Regions from separate parts of the Mus musculus genome. Here region 2 is linked to region 1. A link is a loop called in an ENCODE intact Hi-C map of the cell type or tissue named here. Cell type or tissue: gastrocnemius. All regions are shown on one strand. Links, peaks and the distances in the headings refer to the core of each region. The heading gives the core; the rest is flanking DNA.

Evidence for each region. Peaks named below come from ENCODE experiments on the same cell type or tissue, not always from the same donor. Only the 100,000 strongest peaks of a DNase experiment are listed, where the experiment ranks them.
Region 2: a loop joins it to region 1, with 4 times the contacts of the local background. A loop is called at or near these places in 15 of 42 quality-filtered maps.

Annotation. Positions count from the first base shown.
Region 1 is chr3:63,548,876-63,558,706 of GRCm38, reverse strand. No RefSeq gene overlaps it. Among named protein-coding and RNA genes, the nearest start is that of Strit1, 70 kb to the right of the region's middle. In gastrocnemius, for the core only: a CTCF peak has its summit at 3,746 (motif pointing left); DNase peaks (open chromatin) are centred at 3,519 and 3,689.
Region 2 is chr3:63,925,368-63,935,198 of GRCm38, reverse strand. E130311K13Rik (RIKEN cDNA E130311K13 gene) reads left to right here and starts at 5,727. Exons shown (of 5, transcript NM_177856.5): 1 at 5,727-5,942; 2 at 7,876-7,935; 3 at 9,718-9,831. The coding sequence starts at 5,829. In gastrocnemius, for the core only: a CTCF peak has its summit at 5,801 (motif pointing right); a DNase peak (open chromatin) is centred at 5,839; H3K4me3 peaks cover 953 bases; H3K27ac peaks cover 1,155 bases.

The DNA.
Region 1 (9,831 bases), core at 719-8,718:
TCTCTTTTATGATTTATGTCTCATTTTCAACCAAGGATCCATGAAACTCACATTCTCTGAAAAAAGTAGAAAAATTGTCCCTGATTCAGTCAGGGGGATAGCAGCTAGACAATGCAGCCATGGCAGAAAGAATTTTTCCTTCTGTCCAACACTGACCAAGGAGATTTTAAACAATTTAACTAGGTCCTCTTTAAAGGATTAAAGACATATGCTAAAAAGATTTCCCTTGTTACCTAGTTAGCCCCAGATATTAGAAAAATAGATAGAATTTAAAGATATAAATAGGTCCCAATTGCTGGAGGTAATTCAAAGGGTATTTAACAACAGAGGAGTATTTGAGAAAATACCCTTTGCTAAGCTGAAAGCCACTATCAAACTTTCTCTGATAATGAGACACAGTTAGATTTATAGATACTCAATAACAGTTTGGTGTCTTAACCCCCTGTCAGAGGAATATCTCATAGCTGAAGGTTCTACCTCCAATCAAAGGATACAGTTGGATTATCTCTCAGACTGACAACAAAGATTTCTGAGGGTATGGGAAAAAAAACCTGTCCCTGAGGACTAGTCCAACACTGTGTGCCTACCAGTGCAGCTGCCTCTGTCCAGACTGAACAATATCGAATGACCCTGGGAACAAAAGGAGAAATTATAATCCATATTGCCTGGCTTGGGAAAAGAAGCATCCTAGTGCTCTGTCACTTACCCTGGAATAGGCCTTGCCTATGAAGACACACGGGACCTCTGATTCCCATGAGTCTGATTCTTCCGGAGAAACAGGGGCATACTGTCTAGACTTGAAAGATGCAATCTTATGCCTTCCATTGGCAGAAGTAAAATAACCCATCTTTGTTTTTAAATAGACAGGTGCAGTTACATATATCAACATACCTGAACTGGGTTACCCCTGGGTTTAAAGACACTAAATGCAGACTTTCTCCCCTTCCTTCAGAATTTTCCTGGGAAAACAGATTGCAAAACAGGCACTGAAAGGGTGCTGTAATAGTTACAGACTGAGGGCTACAGAATGCCAGCTTCGAAAGGCCAACTTGCTAGAACGCTACCTATCTTGGCAACTAGATGAAGAGAGGCAAAAGGCAAAAGGAGCCCGTCTCAGAGTAGGATTGCTGCTATCCTTTAGAGCCCAACTCCAAAGACTTAAGAGATGGATTCAAGAGTTTCTAAGTGCAATGGACATTGCTCTTCTGGGTACCAGAGTTTATAGAAATAACAAGGCTTCTATATACCAGCACAAATTGGGGCACTGAGCCCCTAATCTGGACTGAGACTAAATAAAAGCCACTTGGGGATTTAAGAACAGGGACTCAAGTCCTCCAGTCCTAAAACTTCCAAAGGTCTCCAGATCTTTTCATCTGTTTGTCCATGAAACAAACAAAGCAAAACAAAAACAAAAACGGAAAAACAAACAAAAATGTATTTTAGGAAAACCCAAACCCCAGGGGTTTTAACCCAAAGTTTGGGACTGCAGAGATGTCCTGTGAAATACCTAACAGTTGGACCATACAGACAAAGGATGGCCCACCTAAGAGCGGTGGCAGTTACTGCTAGTTTAATGAAAGCAAGCAAGCAAGCAAGCAGGCAGGCAGGCAAGCAAGCAAGCAAGCAAGCAAGCAAGCAAGCAAGCAAGCAAGCAAGCAAACTCTGGGTCAAGATCTTATACTCACACTACTCCATGACTCACAATATCCCATGACTCAGTTGAGGCTCTCCAAGAAGCACCAGAGTGCTGACTGTCTAATAACTGTGTGAGTCAGGACCAGGCCCCACTCCTGGCCCACCTTCAAGTCCAGTTTTTAAAACCTACCACCACTAATTTGGCTACCCTCTTGTCTGATGATGCAGGTGCTTGTCTATGACTGTCATGAGATAGAAGGTGAAACCAGGTATGAGGGCACTGCAATAATTGCTGCTCTTCGGGAAACAGTGAAAATGTAGGGAATCAGACTCTGAGTCACAAGAAGGGGACCTGGGGCTTCCATTAATCACTCCCAGCCAGAAACCAGTCAAGATTGCAGGTAATTCTTAGACACCCAGCCCTGTACTACATAGGGATCAGAACTAACCAGACCATCACTGCATTGACTGAGAGAACTCATTGTGACTGCGGGAAGCCCAAATTAATGTGAGAAGACCTATTAGGGGTGAAAACTTGTCAAATATCTAAAATCTTTAACCTAGGCACTTCCCCTTATTCTGATGCCTGCTACTCTGCCTTGTGGGTCAATCCTTCTGGATAACAGAAATATTACCACTCCTCTGAGACAACCTGGTGGGTATGTGCCAATGGTTTGACTAAATATGCCTCTCCTGATGCTTTCTAAACTCAATAGACAATTTAATCAGGACCTAGGGGTATTAAAGCAGCAGTTAGATTCCCTTAGAGAAAAGATCCTACAAAGTTGGAGAGAGGTTGTACTGGCTGGTTTGGTGTATCACCTTAACACAAGCTGGAGTAATCACAGAGAAAGGAGCCTCCCTTGAGGAAATGCCTCCATGAGACTCAGCTGTAAGGCATTTTCTCTATTAGTGATCAAGGGTTGGAGGACCCATTGTGGGTGGTACCATCTCTCAGCTGGCAATCCTGGGTTTTATAAGAAAGCAAGCTGAACAAGCCAGGGGAAGCAAGCCAGTAAGCAGCACCCTCCATGCCCTCTGCATCAGCTCCTGCCTCCAAGTTCCTGCCTGTGAGAGTTCTGGTCCTGACTTCCTTTGGTGATGAACAATAACGTGGAAGTGTAAGCTGATTAAACCCTTTCTTCCCCAACTTGTTTCTTGGTCATGGTGTTTAGTCCAGGAATAGAAACCCTGACTAAGACAGCAGCTTAGACTTATTTCTCTCCAGTTAAAGGAAACTATATCTGGCTTTGAGAAAACATATTGGTTTTCTTGTTTCTAATTGATTCAGAGTAATTAGAAAAATCTTGCCAGGGTTGGGGAAAAAAAAAAAAAAAACCAAACCCTCAAAAACAGAAAGAGAAAAAGATCACTGATAACAATTTCTGTTCTATCCTGGGCAACTACTCAGCTCTCAGCACTGACTGGACCTGTAATTCTCATTCTCATTGCGTTAACTGTAGGACCCTATATATTAAACTATATGGTTAATTATGTATTAGATCAGTAAAATTTTAGAGCAGGATGAGTCCGGGATTTGACTCATTCACTAAGACCTGTGAGAAATGTAACAGGGCACCAGACTTTAGCTGGTCCTGCTATGTTAGCACAAGTGAATCCATTGTGGATGTAAAACTCAGCACCGCCTGCCAAAGCTAAAATAAAGGGCCAATTCTTTAAAGCCCATGGTCACGGGGAAGCCTCTAAATGTACTAACCTTGCTTTTTGGCATCTGTAGTTCTGCTAACTGCTTTTGGTAATGGAAGAATATCAACCCAATGCATGGCTTTTGCACTTCAAAAGCTCACCCCGAGAAAGGCTTGGGGCAACACTGGGATCCTGAGCACACAATTGCCAGTTGGCTATTAAAGAAGTTCTGTTGGCTCAAACCTATGGCCCAGCACCCTTCTCTTGTGAGTACCCCAGGCACATGTATATTTGTTGTTTCAGCGTGTTGCAGCCTAATAATCAAGTATATAGCACCACGGCCAAGAAGACAAAGTGTGTCCTCAGCGTCAAACGAGTTCATCTCCAAGTTCTCTTCTTCATTTCAGATGTTTTTGTCACCCTTACAGGAACGTCTTGGTTTATAGGTATCGATATGCCATCTAGTGGCATATCTTGGAAATGCAAGTCTTTCCTTCTGTCGTTCCTTTTTTTTTTTTTTTTTTCTTTCCCCGGTTCCTTTTCCTTTTCCCCTCTCTCCCCTCCCCTCTTCTGCCCTTCCTCCCCTCTCCATTTTTATTTTGGATATAAATTTCTTCAGTTCTGGAACTTGCTATGTAGACCAGAGTGGCAGTGAACTCACGTAGATCTTGTTTCCGCCTCCAAAGTGCTGAGATTAAAGACTTGCTCTGCTGTGCCTGGCTTTTATTTTGAGCAGTTTCTTCGGACTCCTTGAAGAGTAGCAGACAGAAAAACATCATAATTAGATTTCCTTAAGTAAAACATTAATTTTTAAGTCAGGGGGTTTACATTTTTTATTATATTATTATTGTTTGTGTGAATGTGTGTGAATAGGTGTATGTGAATAGTATGTGTGTGTGTGCATGCATATGTGCATTTTGCGTGTGTGCTATGGAGTTTCTGGGGAGCTCAGAAGGCAATTTTGTGGAGTTGGTTTCTTCCCCCTTTCTTTTCACCTGTACATGGGTTCTGGTGGTCAAACTCAGGTTGTCAGGTTTGCTGGGCTTCGTGCTTCTGCTGGCCCTGGTTTTCTGGGTTTCTTGCATTTCATGTACCCCTTCGTTTGGTTACTCTGTGCACAGGAAGTCGCCTCCTCCAAGGAATCACTGAGCAACCATCGTGAGATGAAGTAGGATTCGTGAGTTTAAGGCTATATTACTGAGGTGTTTGAGAATCATTCTAGAAGGTTTTGAGTGAAATGAATTGCTGGTGGTGTGAGTTTTGGAGAAAAGAGAAACATGCAGAGGCAGGCACACCTAGCAGGGTCATGTCTCTTCCTCCCTGTGTCCCTGAGGTGCAGCGAGTGGTCTCTGCAGATAATATGGTCAGTTGTTGAGGACTGTGAATGAAACCCCCAAACAAAATGGCCCCTTCCTTCCTCGAGTTTTCTGTGCGGTATGGTTTGGAGAGACCTCACGATGGCAGCTCTGCCATTCAAGACAAGTTGATAGTGCATTCACCTATAATCCATACCCACAGGAAACGGATATAAACCTGCGTAGTCAGAAGGCAGAAGCATAGCACTTTTCTGAAGCTGACTCCAAAACAGCAAACACCGCGTACAGTCTTAGCGACAAGGTGCAGTTATTCTTAGTCGTGAAATTTTGATATGCTATTCCCTTTGTGTTGGTCAGCTACAAATATGCAAGACAAGTCATCTTCTGAGGAAGAAAGGTTTATTATGGTTCATACTTGGGAAGGTTTCTAAGCATAGTTGCCTGACCTATTTGGGGTTACTGTGGGAGGCAGCTAATGATTCTGAGAGCTTGGCAGGAAGAGGCTCAGGTCACAGGGTTCCCTTTAAAGAAACAGCTTCACTTTCTTTCAATAGGCACCACATTTGAGTCTAACCACTTTCCAATACTGCCAACAACTTCAGATCAAACAGAGGCTTTGGGGACACATCCCAGCCAAAACACCTAGACTTCCAATTCCCTCTTTCTTTTCAATTTTCAATGTCTGCCACATTTTTGTTGTTGTTGAATGATGCCAAGAACTGATCACTGATATGACTGTGAAAGGGACACAAAAGGGGAAAGAAAACTCTGCCAAGAAACTTCTCTGCCCTGGTGCTTGCTAAAATAGAAGCAAGAGGTGCAACTTTTGTCTCAATGGAGGTATCTGTTAACTGGTTGCCATTTTCAACAAGAGTTCTGGTTGCTATTGATGTGGTCTCGGCACTTCATCTGGGATTAATGAGCACTGCGTCACATTTAAAATCTAGGGGCAGAGGTTTGTTCTGACGGAGACTAAGCAGCACACAGGCAGGGAACTGATGGAATGCTGCAGCCCCATGCTAGTTTGGGTTACTGTTGGCTTGTTGTTATAACTGATCACACCAATGCTGTCACAGAGGGCTCAGTGTCAGGGCTATGCTACTAGTGAAAAGAGTATGTTGAATGCATAATGAACGTTAGGTGGTCTTTCCCGATGAGACTTGCAATAGTATTGATATGTGTGCAGGCTATACCCCTTGTGTGAGCAAGGTAAGAGATCCTGCAAAGCCTGTAATTCATGTCCTTAGGAAAGTAGCAGTCCCTAAGCTCAGTACCTAAATGGTCTCAAGTCCCATTTGATTGATGCTTGGTAATATTGCTACTAAGGCTGACCTATCTTGTTTCTGAAATGCCACTGTGTCTTCCTGAAGAGAACTTTGAGAAAATCTAAAAGATCCGAGGAACTTCTCTGAATTTATGTACAGTAGGGAGCAGTACTTTGTCATGGTAGCTGTTACATAGTGTATCCCCTCTGCACTGGAACGGTTTTTGATGGAGACAAGGGTTGAGGGGCAAACCCAGCACCTGATTCTGGAAGCCTCCATCTGCCCCTGCCAGGATTCTTCCTATGTGTCTGCTCTTCAAAATATCTGTTACTGAATGTGTGGTACCATTTGCCAGAGTCTGTTGGTCTCGATGTGTCTACAATGGTGTCTGTTTGTGAGTCAGAGGCCCCTGAAGTGATCCACAGCCTCTAGTGGTGCTGGGTTTAGAAGCAGGTTCAGAGGAGGCTATGGTAGGAATCTATGGCAGACAAGTGAGTAGGGTTGGGAAAGAGAGTGGAATCCATTTTCATTTTATACTTAGACACTCCATGATTGGCTGATCATTTAGGATATGTGTAAGAGAGCTTCTGAAATGTGTGTGTGTGTGTGTGTGTGTGTGTGTGTGTGTGTGTGTGTGTGTATGTGTGAAAGAGAAAGAGAAAGAGAAAGAGAAAGAGAAAGAGAAAGAGAGGTACAGAGAGAGGTACAGAGAGAAAGGTGCATACCAGGCTAGAGCAAGTTTGGAGGAAATAAACAAACGTTGTTTATAATTTACAGATGGCTAAAAACAAAGTCAACCATCAGACATTGACATCTTATTTAGTGTATGTAACTCAGTATATGTTTAGTACAAAGGTCTCCTTTTGCCCACTTTTATGTGACTTTCCTGGTTTCTAATTACCTTACCACAGACCACACCACAGAAGAAATCTGCTTTCAATTGTCCTCTGAAGGCTTCCTGTCTCCCTGGCTCCACTCTAATCCACTACAGTGCTGAGAATGTGGAGACTGTGTAAAGACAGGAATAGAAAATTTGCACTTGTTGACTCTTTTGGGCGCCGGTTATTCTCCTTGGCTGATGAAATCACTTATAAAGCAGAGTTCGGTTTCTGTCACCAGCATGCATCTCACATTCGTCAGTAACATAAGTTGTTATTTAGGTTGGGTTCGTGGGGTCTGATCTGGCAAGCTCCCTGTTTTAACTTTCCTAGTTTGTTTTCTTGGAGACATTACAGAAAAACAAACTGGTGCCAAAGAGAATGTATGAAATATATGTGATAGAGGTTTCTAGACTTTGAATAGGAGGAAGCAGATGGGTGTGGTCCAGGAAGGGGTAATCAATAAAGTGAATCCTACAGCTGATCTAGCTTATTGTCTAGAGGCGACTTTCAGGGCAGAGTCTAGATGTCTTGCTGAGTCGCAGAGATGTGGGGAGAGGCCAAAGCAGAGGACCAATGACTCCACAGAGGTTCAAGGTTCTTTCTAGTTGTTGCTGAGGACTTCTGCACATCCAGGGGAAGGTACTTGATGGAGTCCAAGGAAAGACCTTCAGAAGGCTAGATTTAAATTGTTTCTGGAGCTCACAGTGGACTGTGTCTCTAGTCCAATCAGAGAGGGAGAAACTTGTGAGATCTGAACACTGAATAGAGTCAGAGAAGTGTGTCAACTTCCATAGGACCCTCTCAGATTTAGATTAAAAGCTTCTCTTTTCTAAACATAAAAATTATTTTTAAAAATATGTGTGTGTGTGTGTGTGTGTGTGTGTGAGAGAGAGAGAGAGAGAGAGAGAGAGAGAGAGAGAGAGAGAGGGGAACAGAGACAGAGACAGACAGAAAAAGTGTATCACAGTATCACAGGTTGTTTTCTGAGTTCAGAAACAACCTTGTGAGAGTTAGTTCTTTTCTTCTACCATGTTGGTTCTAGTGAAGAAACTTAAGTGATCAGACTGAGTTCAGGTGCTTTGCCTGGTAAACTATTTTGCTAGTCTGAGTCTAAATAGCTTCTTTTGATCCACCCTAATGAAAATAGAAGAAAAGTTTTAAGAAGACAATGTCTAAGTAACTACATCCTAGAACAAATTTCAGTACTCCTATGAAACCCACCACATAGAAATATAAAATCCACATTGTTCAACATATGTTCAACATAGTCCAAATGACTATGACTGCTTCCTGGAGATGTTGTAATGTACCACAAAGTAGGTGTATTGCACTAGGAATGTATCCTCTTATAGCCTGGAAGTCACAGTTTATCCTTCCTTTGATACATCTTCCTTGCCACTTCTTAGCTTCTGGTGGTGGCTTTTGACCCTTGAAGTTGTTGGGGTTGTAGCTGTACCCTCGGTTCTTTGCCCCTACATGGTGCTTTCCTTGTGTGTTTCTGTCTAGTCTTCTTATAGAGACAGTCATGTTGGATTCAAGGCCCACTTTACTTAAATATGGCTTCCTCTTAACTCAACCCCCCCATTTTTCTTTAAATTAAAGTTATATTCTGGAGTACTAAGTATTATAGCATTAACATATCTTTTTTTGGAATAAAAAATCACTACACGTATGCAGGCAAGTGATAAAATAATCCATTAAGTACGAGGAGAAAAGTAATCCAATAGAAACAGATGCAGAAATCATGGAAATAATGAGATTGGTAGACACAGATATTAGCAACTATGAAATAAATGTTTCCCACTCTCTATTTTGAATAGTTCTCTATTGCCATATATACTTAGGATTAATGATTTTAACATTAGTCCACTATGCCTCTATGAAGAACAGAGGTGACTACTATAATATGAATTTTCTGTGGATATGAGTTACAGAAATGTTCAGAACAGGTACTTTATTCCTAAAATGGGAATAATAATTCTTACCTCTAAGTGGGAGGAGAAGCCCTTGGCCCTCTGAAGGCTTGATGCCCCAGTGTAGGAGAATGCCAGTACAGGGAATCAGGAGTGGGTGAACACTCTCACAGAAGCAGGGGGAGGGGGTAGGATAGGGGGTTTCTGGAGGGGAAACCAGGAAAGGGGGTAACATTTGAAATGTAAATAAGGAAAACATCTAATAAAAATTTAAAAAATAAGTTGTGATAAGTGAATGGGAATGTTGTAGTTCACTACATACTGAAATAAGTAGATAAACAGTAGCAACTTCCATTGTTGATAATACTTAAGGAGATAATAAAACTACAGGTTAAGCTGTTATGTATTCATGATAGGCAAAGTTGAGTACAATCAATACAATAATAATGGCTTTGACTGATTTCTCTAGACACTAGTCACTGAGACAAATTGGGATATCTGACTAAGCAGTCTTCATTGTAGAATATTTTTAAAGAAGCCACTTTTTATTATGTTTAGTCACATGTATCAGTCCTACACTATGAAGTTTTGCCTAATACACATCTGGTTATTTCTTAGTTGTATCATTTTATAATAAATTACTAACAGCATTGACGTACTTTCTTGAATTCTGTGAACTAGTCTGGAAAATGACTAGACCCTTGAAGTGGGTTATAGGAAACAGACAAATCTTGTGGATTACCCAAGAACCACTATTGTGACCTGTGGCTAAGTGTGTGGAGAAAAGAGTGTAGAACTCAATTCCTAGGCCACACAGGCTCTGAGCTAATCCTGGTTAGTGTCAGACTTGAATTTAATTGGGGAACACAAGACATATACTGACAATTGTGTGGGTTTAGCAACATCTAAACATTTTGGTGGTGACAAGTATGAAGGTTAGAATTATATAGAGAGAAAATAGCTTGCATCCCCACCCCCAAACCTGGTGCTCAGAAAAAAATGATACCTGAAAGTGTAGTATTTGACAAATTGAGTTGGAGAAACAGTCTCAGAACCAATCTTTCTGTCCTTCCCTCAAACCACAGTCGTCCCTGGTCTTCCCTTTCTTCTGAAGCACCGGGAAAGGCTGTCTCCAAAGTTCTCTTTGCCCTACACTCCAGATTCACCAAATAGG
Region 2 (9,831 bases), core at 1,307-9,306, 380 kb before region 1:
GGTTTTTTGTTATTCCAGATGAATTTGCAGATTGCTCTTTCTAATTCATTGAAGAATTGAGTTGGAATTTTGATGGGGATTGCATTGAATCTGTAGATTGCTTTTGGCAAGATAACCATTTTTACAATGTTGATCCTCCCAATCCATGAGCATGGGAGATCTTTCCATCTTCTGAGATCTTCTTTAATTTCTTTCTTCAGAGACTTGAATTTTTTATCATACAGATCTTTGACTTCCTTAGTTAGAGTCATGCCAAGATATTTTATATTATTTGTGACTATTGAGAAGGGTGTTGTTTCCCTAATTTCTTTCTTGACCTGTTTATTCTTTTCTGCAAAAACTATTCCACAAAATAGAAGTAGAAGGAACTCTACCCAACTCATTCTATGAAGCCACAATTACTCTGATACCTAAACCACAGAAAGATCCAACAAAGATAGAGAACTTCAGACTAATTTCCCTTATGAATATCAATGCAAAAATACTCAATAAAACTCTCGCTAACCGAATTCAAGATCACATTAAAGCAATCATCCATCCTTACCAAGTAGGTTTTATACCAGGGATGCAAGGATGGTTTAATATATGGAAATCCATCAACGTATCCATTATATAAACAAACTCACAGACAAAAACCACATGATCATCTCGTTAGATGTGGAAAAAGCATTCGACAAGATCCAACACCCATTCATGATAAAAGTCTTGGAAAGATCAGGAATTCAAGGCCCATACCTAAACAGGATAAAAGCAATCTACAGCAAAACAGTAGCCAACATCAAAGTAAATGGAGAGAAGCTTGAAGCAATCCCACTAAAATCAGGGACTAGACAAGGCTGCCCACTTTCTCCCTACCTATTCAACATAGTACTTGAAGTCCTAGCCAGAGCAATTAGACAACAAAAGGAGATCAAGGGGATACAAATTGGAAAAGATGAAGTCAAAATATCACTTTTTGCAGATGATATGATAGTATATATAAGTGGCCCTAAAAATTCCACCAGAGAACTCCTAAACCTGATAAACAGCTTCGGTGAAGTAGCTGGATATAAAATTAACTCAAACAAGTCAATGGCCTTTCTCTACACAAAGTATTTTGTCTTATTTTTAAAAATGTAAAAGTTGTTAGTTCTTCATGGCCAGTATCAAAGCAGTTTTGCTAATTGCTTCTCAGTCTAGAGCTGCATACCAGCCCTCTGATGGTTCTTCCTTTTATCTATATTCCTCTTTGCAAGTATGTAGATTTCCAGTAACGTGTAATCAAAAAATGAAAACTCCTTTTTTTTCCCTTTAGGACATATGGTGTCTCCTGAGTGCTGAAATTATTCTCCATTATCTAAACCAAATACCTCAACAAATCCTTCCCATCATAATTCTGCCTACTACCTGCAGTGAGAGGCTCCCAGGTTGAAGGAGAGCTGTGAGCTCAAGTTAAACTAAAGAACATATCCTATCCGTACTTCTTTAAAATTAGCAGTGGGAGCTGGAGGGATGGGTGGGCAGTCAAGAGCACTGACTGCTCTTCCAGGGGACTTGGGTTCCATCACATCTTCCATATGGTGGTTCACAACCCTCTGTGACCCCAGTCCCAAGAGATGTGTTGCTCTCTTCTGGGCGCTGCATGCACTTGGGTGCACATCCATACATGTAGAAAAAGCACCATCGTATATAAAAATAAACAAATCTATAAAAGATTAGCAGCTTTCACTTACTAGCTTGGCCCCAGCACTACAAAAAGTTAAATAGAAGAAAACAAACAAAGCCTTTGAGCACTAGACCTGTCCACTGTGGCCATCACTTCAGGTTCCGGGAGTGCTGTAGCAGCTAAAATTTAGTACTTTATTCAAGATAACCATTCAAAAATCCTCATAGAAATGACTCAAGAGGATCCATGATTGTAAAAGGTAGGAATCTGGTAAATCCTACTATACACAAAAAACAGGCTCTCAAGAAGGTAAGTGTTTTGTCTGCTTGCTTGCTTTTGTTTTTTGTTTTTGTTTTCAAGACAGGGTTTCTTTGTATAGCCCAGGCTATCCTGAAATTTTATTTTTAGACCAGACTGGCCTCAAACTCTTCTGACTCCCAAGTGCTGGGACTAAAGATGTGCACCACACACCTAACTTTAGTGATTTTTCTAAGGACAGATTGCTAGTAGAGTCAGTCCCGGCTACCGTCTCCCTGTGAAAGTACGAAGCTGCTGCTGCTGCTGCTGCTTGCTCTATTGCCAGCTCACCTGTCCCCTATCACAGCCTCTTTTGCACCATCTAAATTAGCTCCTAAACAGAGGCAAGCTTCAGATTGCATCCCTCATTCTTAAACCAATATACCAATCCCCAGTTTATATCCTTTGATTTATAACCTTATTCTGCACTTACAATAGTCACTGGAAAGTGAACCCTCCCTTCTCAGGTGCCAAGATTACACATACCAGGTTTCGTGTGGAGAAAATTAGTTTGCTAGATTACACGTACATAACTAGTTTTATGCACAAGGGGCTGAACCTAGGGTTTTTGAATGGCAGCACAAGCATTCTACCAACTGAACTACATCTTTAGCTGCAAGGGTGAACTTCTACTCAAATTGCTTATCAATGGTGAATTTTCACTAGAAGAGACATCCTCATTTGAATTTGGAAAGTGTGGGTGTGGGGAGCCGTGAGCAATCGCCATCATGAGCCTCCGCTGTGCCTAACTGGTAAATAAGTAATGTGCGCAGGTGCAAGAGTAAATTCGTGCCAAGTCACTGCCCATCCCGGGGCGTAGTAGTGGGGTGATGAGTGAGCAGCTAATCAGAAGCTGACACGTCACATGGAGGGGTATATAAGCAGCATCATTTTCCTTGTTCGGGGTTGTTCTTCTTTCACCTATGCAATCAATGCTCTCCCAATAAACGTGTGCAGAAGGATCCTGTTGCAGCGTCGTTCTTCCTGGCCAGTTGAGCGCGTGCAAGATGTGGGAACATTTAATAAAATGTTAATGGAAAGAATGTTATGGTCTGATCCTCTCCTAGGATAGCTGCAGCCATCTTGTGCCATGCCTGCCAGCTTCTCCATATTGTTGCTGTAAAATGCCTTCCAGTCATTGGCACAGGGAGGTGACTTGGCACAAGGACATGCAGATCACATTCTCTGTTTTGTTCTGTATGTTCTGAATGTTCTGTATGAGGTTTGCTCATCTTAAGAAATTCCACAAAGCTGTATGTAGGACTCATCAAATCAAAAGTCAACATGAACTGTTATCTCTATAATATCTTGAGCCAGAGCTGACCACCAGCAGCCCTTCCTAGACTGAGCTTACTGGTTTTTTGTGGCTGACACTGAAGAATGCTACTAATAAGGCAAAAGGTTATGATTATAATACTCATGCTCTGTTAGCTCAATGTTCTGAAATTCCCTTGTTTACCGCTCATCCACCACCACCCTTACCTTACTCAGGACCAATCAGCTTAAAGGTTAGCTGATAATACTTTGCCTAGTGAGCCAACTGCTCTCCTCCTTGCCCTTTAAAGTTTTGAACCTGGTTCCTCATATAAAAAGCCTGCCCTGAGAGGAGAGGCCCTTTGTCTTGTGAAGGTTCTATGTCCCAGTATAAGGGAATGCCAGGACCAGGAAGCAGAAGTGGGTGGGTGAGGAACAGGAGGTGGGGAGGGGAAGGGATAGGGGGTTTTCGGAGGGGAAACTAGGGAAAGGGATAACATTTAAAATGTAAGTAAAGAAAATATCTAATAAAAATGCATTAAAAAAAACCTGCTCTGAGGACAGACTAGTGCCACAATTAGTTTTTTCCTTCTTGTGATCCAATATTATGTATGGTACATGTTCAATAAATTCCTTTTACTTAACTAAAATCAGTGTATGTATAGTTTGTGTGGCAATTTCCACACCCCAATAAGGAAGAGAGCAAAACTGGGGGAAGTGAAGTGGTTAAAAAACACACGCTTCACTTGTAGAGTGCCTGAAATCAGTTCCTAGGACCCATATCAGTTGGCTACCTGTAGCTTCAGCAGAATCCTCAACCACATCCCCTATCAGGTGGCTTCTGCAGCTCCGGTGGAATCTCTGGCCTCCACATGTGTCTGCACACGTCCACACAGAGACTGTGGTTTAAAATTTTACAAGTATTTTTAAAAATCAGATTCTGCGTTTTGATGTCAGTAAATTGAAAGTAAAGGAAAGGGTAAGTATGGGTGAGTGGTGGGAGAAGCCTGCAAAGGCAGCGAGAGGTCCTGAGAAAGATCGACCAAGGGAGGAGAGGAGTGAGGCTAGCACAAAGTGCTGAAAAGACGAGGCCTGGGATACAGACAGACTACAGGGGTTCCGCAGGAAATTAAAGCTAAGATCGGAGCTCACTGCAGTAGTTTTGAGATGAGATTAGTCAGCTTGGTTTTCTAACTTTTCCAAGCAGTTCTTGGAACTCAAGAGGGATATACCCATGATGACTTAGTCCTGTAGATATGAAAGTACAACTAGATACTTCACATCTTTAAGGGACTATTTTCCTATTGTCCATTTACAAAGCTATAGAGATAGAGGAGTAATGTCTTCTTTTCCTCTCTGGTGCTTTTGACATAGGTACCTGTGTGTGCACATCATATAAGCAAGTAATAACAAAGGCCTCACAAGTGAGTGTGATATGCTACTGTCAGTCATAAAACTATGGGGTGTGGAAACACTAATTCACACTGTTATATATTTGATTTCTGTAAGGTAAGTTTTTTTTTTGAATTTTCATTTTTTGTTTTATATTTTTGCAATGCTAGATAGAGATCTAGCCCAGGGCCTCAAGTGTTAGGAAAGTTCTCCTGTAACATTTTAAATATAATGAACCAAACAGAGTTAAACAATAGTCCCAAGACGTCTAATGCTTCTAGTACTAACTGTAGAGTTTGGGAGCGACAAAGGGCACCCTCAGGTGGGGTATTTGGTTTTAAAAACATGTTCACTTGTGGAGTCCTGAGCAACACTGATTCCTTTCAGCAACCAGGTGTGAGAAAGCATGGAACAATGCAGCCAGTGATGCTTCCCAGCACCTGTGTGCAGAGTTTTTACCATGCACCAACAGGTCGGTCGTTAGCCCCTCTGGAGGTCAAGCTGAGGACCACCACAAGTGGGTTGTTAGATTTTCTTACAGGCTCAAAAGCCTCAGAGTAAAACATAATTTTATCAGGTAAGATATTTTAGAATTGCCAGGCACAATGGGAAAGGCCAGATCTCTCTTTGGGCCAAAGTTAAATTTATTACACAATGCACATTTCAGCTTAACAAATAAGTATATCTCCATCTCTCTTTCCTTTATTATTCTTGGCATTAAAAATATTTAGAAAGCCAGGCACACGGAAACACAGCAGAAGCCTCTGTATGGGGGAAGCTAAAGATTAGGACGCTGAGGCCAGCCTTTAGAAACATAAACCCTGTTTCTAAAGAAACAAAGGTTGATGCCATATGTGTTTCTGGGTGTGCTCTCCAGCACCATAAAATATGGCAAGTGGATTTCTGAGTTAGAACTAGCCTGGTCTGCGGAGCTAGTTACAGGATAGCCAGGGCTACACAGAGAAACCTGTCTCAAAAATGTAAAAAACAACAAAATAATAAAAATACAAGCTTATAGAAAAAGTAGCAAGAATAAGAGACTGTGCATATTTACACAGATGTCTTATCTTTTCACGGCATTTTTGTGTTGTTCTGCTGTCCTGGCTGGCTTGGTACCACCAAGGACACGCAGAGACAAGAGTGCAAACGCCCAGAATGGGCGGGGACCCCGGAGCCGTGCAGCGCAGCGACCCCTACCGCCCACCAGGGGGCGCCCGCAAGGCTTGCTGGACGCCGGAACATGGCGCGGCCGCCCGCGAGCCTCGGGTCGCAGGCGCCGGACCGCGACCGAGGGGAGGCCAACGTGGTGACACGGGTGTCGCAATGGGCAGACAACCATCTGCGCCTTGTCCAGGTGCCACAGCCCGGCGGGGTGGGCTAGCCTGAGCGGAGTGATCGCGGCAGGCCTGGAAGAGGACCCGCAGGGGCGGAAAGACAGCCGGGCCACAGGGGAAATGGCCAGGGAGGCGACATCGCCTCATTTGCCCTCCTGGCGGCGGCGGTGGTCAGGCCTGGAGGCTGGCGCAGGGCTGGGGACACCACAGGGCTGGCCCAAGAGTAGCTCCTCATTCAGTATGGCGGGCTGGATACCCAGGAAGAGCAGAGAAGCCCGAGAGGCCTTAACAGAGCAGAGCCAGGATGGGTTTTTCCAGGGCTGGGGTTCGAACTTTGGTAAGCATTGTAGTGCTTACCACTGAACTGTATCCCCAGTTGTTTTGGTTTTGGGTTTTGGGGTTGTTTTTTTTTTTTTTTTGGTTTTTTTTTTTTTTTGTTTGTTTGTTTGTTTTTTTGGTTTTTTGAGACAGGGTTTCTCTGTATAGCCCTGGCTGTCCTGGAACTCACTTTGTAGACCAGTCTGGTCTCGAACTCAGAAAGAAATCCGCCTGCCTCTCGTGTTTTCTTTTTAAGTGAAACAAGAGAAGACACTGAAATTCAATCATAGAAGAGACACTTAGACAGCCAGTCTACTACCAGATAAAGGACTGCTAAAGTCCCTGTGGTGGTGGTGGTTCCTGTCATGGAGCAGTCGTAGTAAATGATTTACTGGGAAAAGCTGTAGAGCCCTTGGACATTAAAATTTGGAGACTGATCTTGAAGACAGCCCATTAGACTTTAAAGTACAGTTGTAGGCTTGAGGCAACAGTGTTCAATGGGAAATCAGAACTGGACGTAAAGCTGAGTGAGAGTGAGCTGCATAAACCTGGTGGAGTGGGTAAAGCCCTAGTCTTGACAGACATCTTGAAACAACGTCAGAAAGGTACAGAAAACGGTCTAGAAATGAGGCCTAGGGGATTCTCTGGGGAGGGAAGGTAGCAGAAGCAAAATCTGAGGCAAACAGGGAGACAGATGATTAGGAAAATGAGTAGCCAAAAGCCAGGACAACGTATTTGGAAGGAACAACAACTTTTTTGTTTGTTTGTTTTGAGACAGAGTTTCTCTGTATAGCCCTGGCTGTCCTGACTCACTTTGTAGACCAGGCTGGCCTCGAACTCAGAAATCTGCCTGCCTCTGCCTCCCGAGTGCTAGGATTAAAGGTGTGCAGCACCATGCCCTGCCCGGAACAGCTTTTAAGAATCCTGCTGAGAATTGGAGGAAGCTGAACTTTGCAAAAGCTTTGCAGCAAGAGAGCATGAGGTCCAAGGCCAGGCCTGCTGACATGCTATTGTAGCGCCACGTTAGAGCAGTCTGGTATCTGCCATTTAGTAGTAATCCTTGCCAAATAAATGCATACATTGTTACTTACTATACTAATATTAAAGTTCAACCATTTACACAAACACCAGCTATTTTGTATTTGTAAGGTTTTCTACCAAGTACAAAATTCACCATGGGTGTAAGGCTAGAAATGCTAGGCCATGGGTGCATTCAAGAAATTCACAGGCGGGCCAGGCGTGGTGGGCCATGCCTTTAATCCCAGTACTCGGGAGGCAGAGGCAGGCAGATTTCTGAGTTCGAGGCCAGCCTGGTCTACAAAGTGAGTACCAGGACAGCCAGCTCTATACAGAGAAACCCTATCTCGAAAAACAAAACAAAACGAAACAACAACAACAAAAACATATAAAAAAAAATCGCAGGCAAAGTAAAAAGCATTCACTCAAGTCCCTGTGAGTGCCAGATTGCTAAGGAAGAACTAGGAAGGAATGTGGAAGAGTCCAGCCAGCATTTGAGACATCTGTGTTATTTGAACTGTTAGTGGTCATGAGGACAGTCTCCTTCCTTTTAAGTTGGTACGCTGACTGTTATAAATGGTAATTGGTGAGGATTAATCGTTACCTCTCTTCCTGTAGAACATCAGCACGGGAATGGCCATAGCTGGGATAATGTTGCTGATAAGGAGCGTCCGGCTGGTGAGTGACCAATGGTACAGGCAACAGATAATTGACTTGGTCTCCAGGCTGCTTGGATACATCCTGGGAGAGTTTAAATTATAATTTAGAATAACAAACACACTTTAAGATCTTGGTTAAGATTTAGAACAGAGAATTTATTTGGGGGTCATAAAAATGTGCAGAATTTTACTTACTTAATTCAACAGACTATACGCATAATATTTTTAAGACTTAAAAGGAAATGTTTCCATAAAGGATTTGGTTTGTTATAAATAATATAGTCACTGAACTTGAAAAGCTGAGGCAAGATTGCTGCAAGTTCCTAGCCAGCCTGGATTGCTGATGAGTTTCAGGTCAGCCAGGCATGGGCCAGAAAGAGATCTTGTCTCAAAACAAAAACAGAAAATAAACAAACTAGGATTTGTCTTGTCTGGGTAGAGAGGTGTTGTTACAGATAAAATCTTGGCTTTTAGGCAAAACTGTTTCTCAGGTGTTTTGTAAATAAACCACTATACGTAGATAGAAATTCGAGTTCTGATGTGGCTGTTTTTAAGTTAAACTGTCAGATTATAGAATTATCCATTTAATTTGAAAGGTTACAACTTTCCAATTTATCCTAGAATGGTCTTTTGAGATTCTGCCTAAGAATATATATAATAATGCCTATTATATATAATTATTATAATTATATAATTATTTATTATACATTATTTTATATATTACTATATAATTATTATATATTATATATGAAGTAATATGTTGCATATTATCTATCTCCATATATATGTGTGTGGATATATATCATTATGACGTTCATGTTGATGAATATCTGAAAACAAAATACATATAAGTACTTTATGTATGCCCCCCCCCATACATACACACACACACACACACACACACACTCAATTCAGAGTGGTCCTTCTGAATTGCAGTTAAAAGTAAGTTCTGGGGCTTGGGGATGACTCAGTGGGTAAAGCTATGGAGACCAGAGCCCACATGAAGGTGGAAGAGAACATACTCCACAAAGTTGTCCTCTGATCTCCACATGTACAATATATCATGTATACACACACACACACACACACACACACACACACACCACTAAACAGAAAATTTTAAAAATTCAATTCTGGTTGAGAGATGATTGGAAATTTCCCCAGCGGTTAAATAAAGCTCTTCTCCCTTGCAGAGAAAATATGCTGCAGCATTAAATATGCTTTCCTGGTAAAAGAAACAAGTGCAATGTGATGCAGTTCTGAGCTAGCCGTGATGTGTGCCGCTTGTAGCATTAAGTAGCTACTAACCCTGGGTACCAAGTAGCTGTTGGGGAGTAAAATCTCAGGGCTGGCCTTGGTCAGCAGGGTTTGTTTTGTCTCCTAAATGATTTTTAAAAATAAAAACATGTCTTGCCAGTTAGGAGTCATTTAACTTGACACAGCTTCGCTGAGGATTTACATTTTCCATCTCTTATATAGTAGTTTAAATGGTTTTTAAAGTTATTTACTATTTTTATGTGTATGTGTTTGTGCATGTGTGAGTTTATGTGTGCCAGATGCCAGAAGGAGAGTGTCTGGAACTTGGTGCTGGAAACTGAACCCACATCCACTGCCCTTAACTGCTGAGCCATGTCTCCAGACCCTATAAACACTTTTGATTATATATTAAAGCATTAATGTGAAATTAAGAACCAAGTTAAAACTTTTCAATGGCTATGTCTTCTTGTTAAATGCTTAGGTATCTTCACATTTTATTTCCATTATAAGTGAAAATTACATCTTCTTCTTTGTCAACCAACAGACCTCAAAATTTACAACCTCTTCAGATATTCCAGTAGAATTTATAAGAAAGAAAGTTAAACTACGTGGCCGATTACAGCGGATAACTGAGTGTGGTCTAGAAATTGAACATATA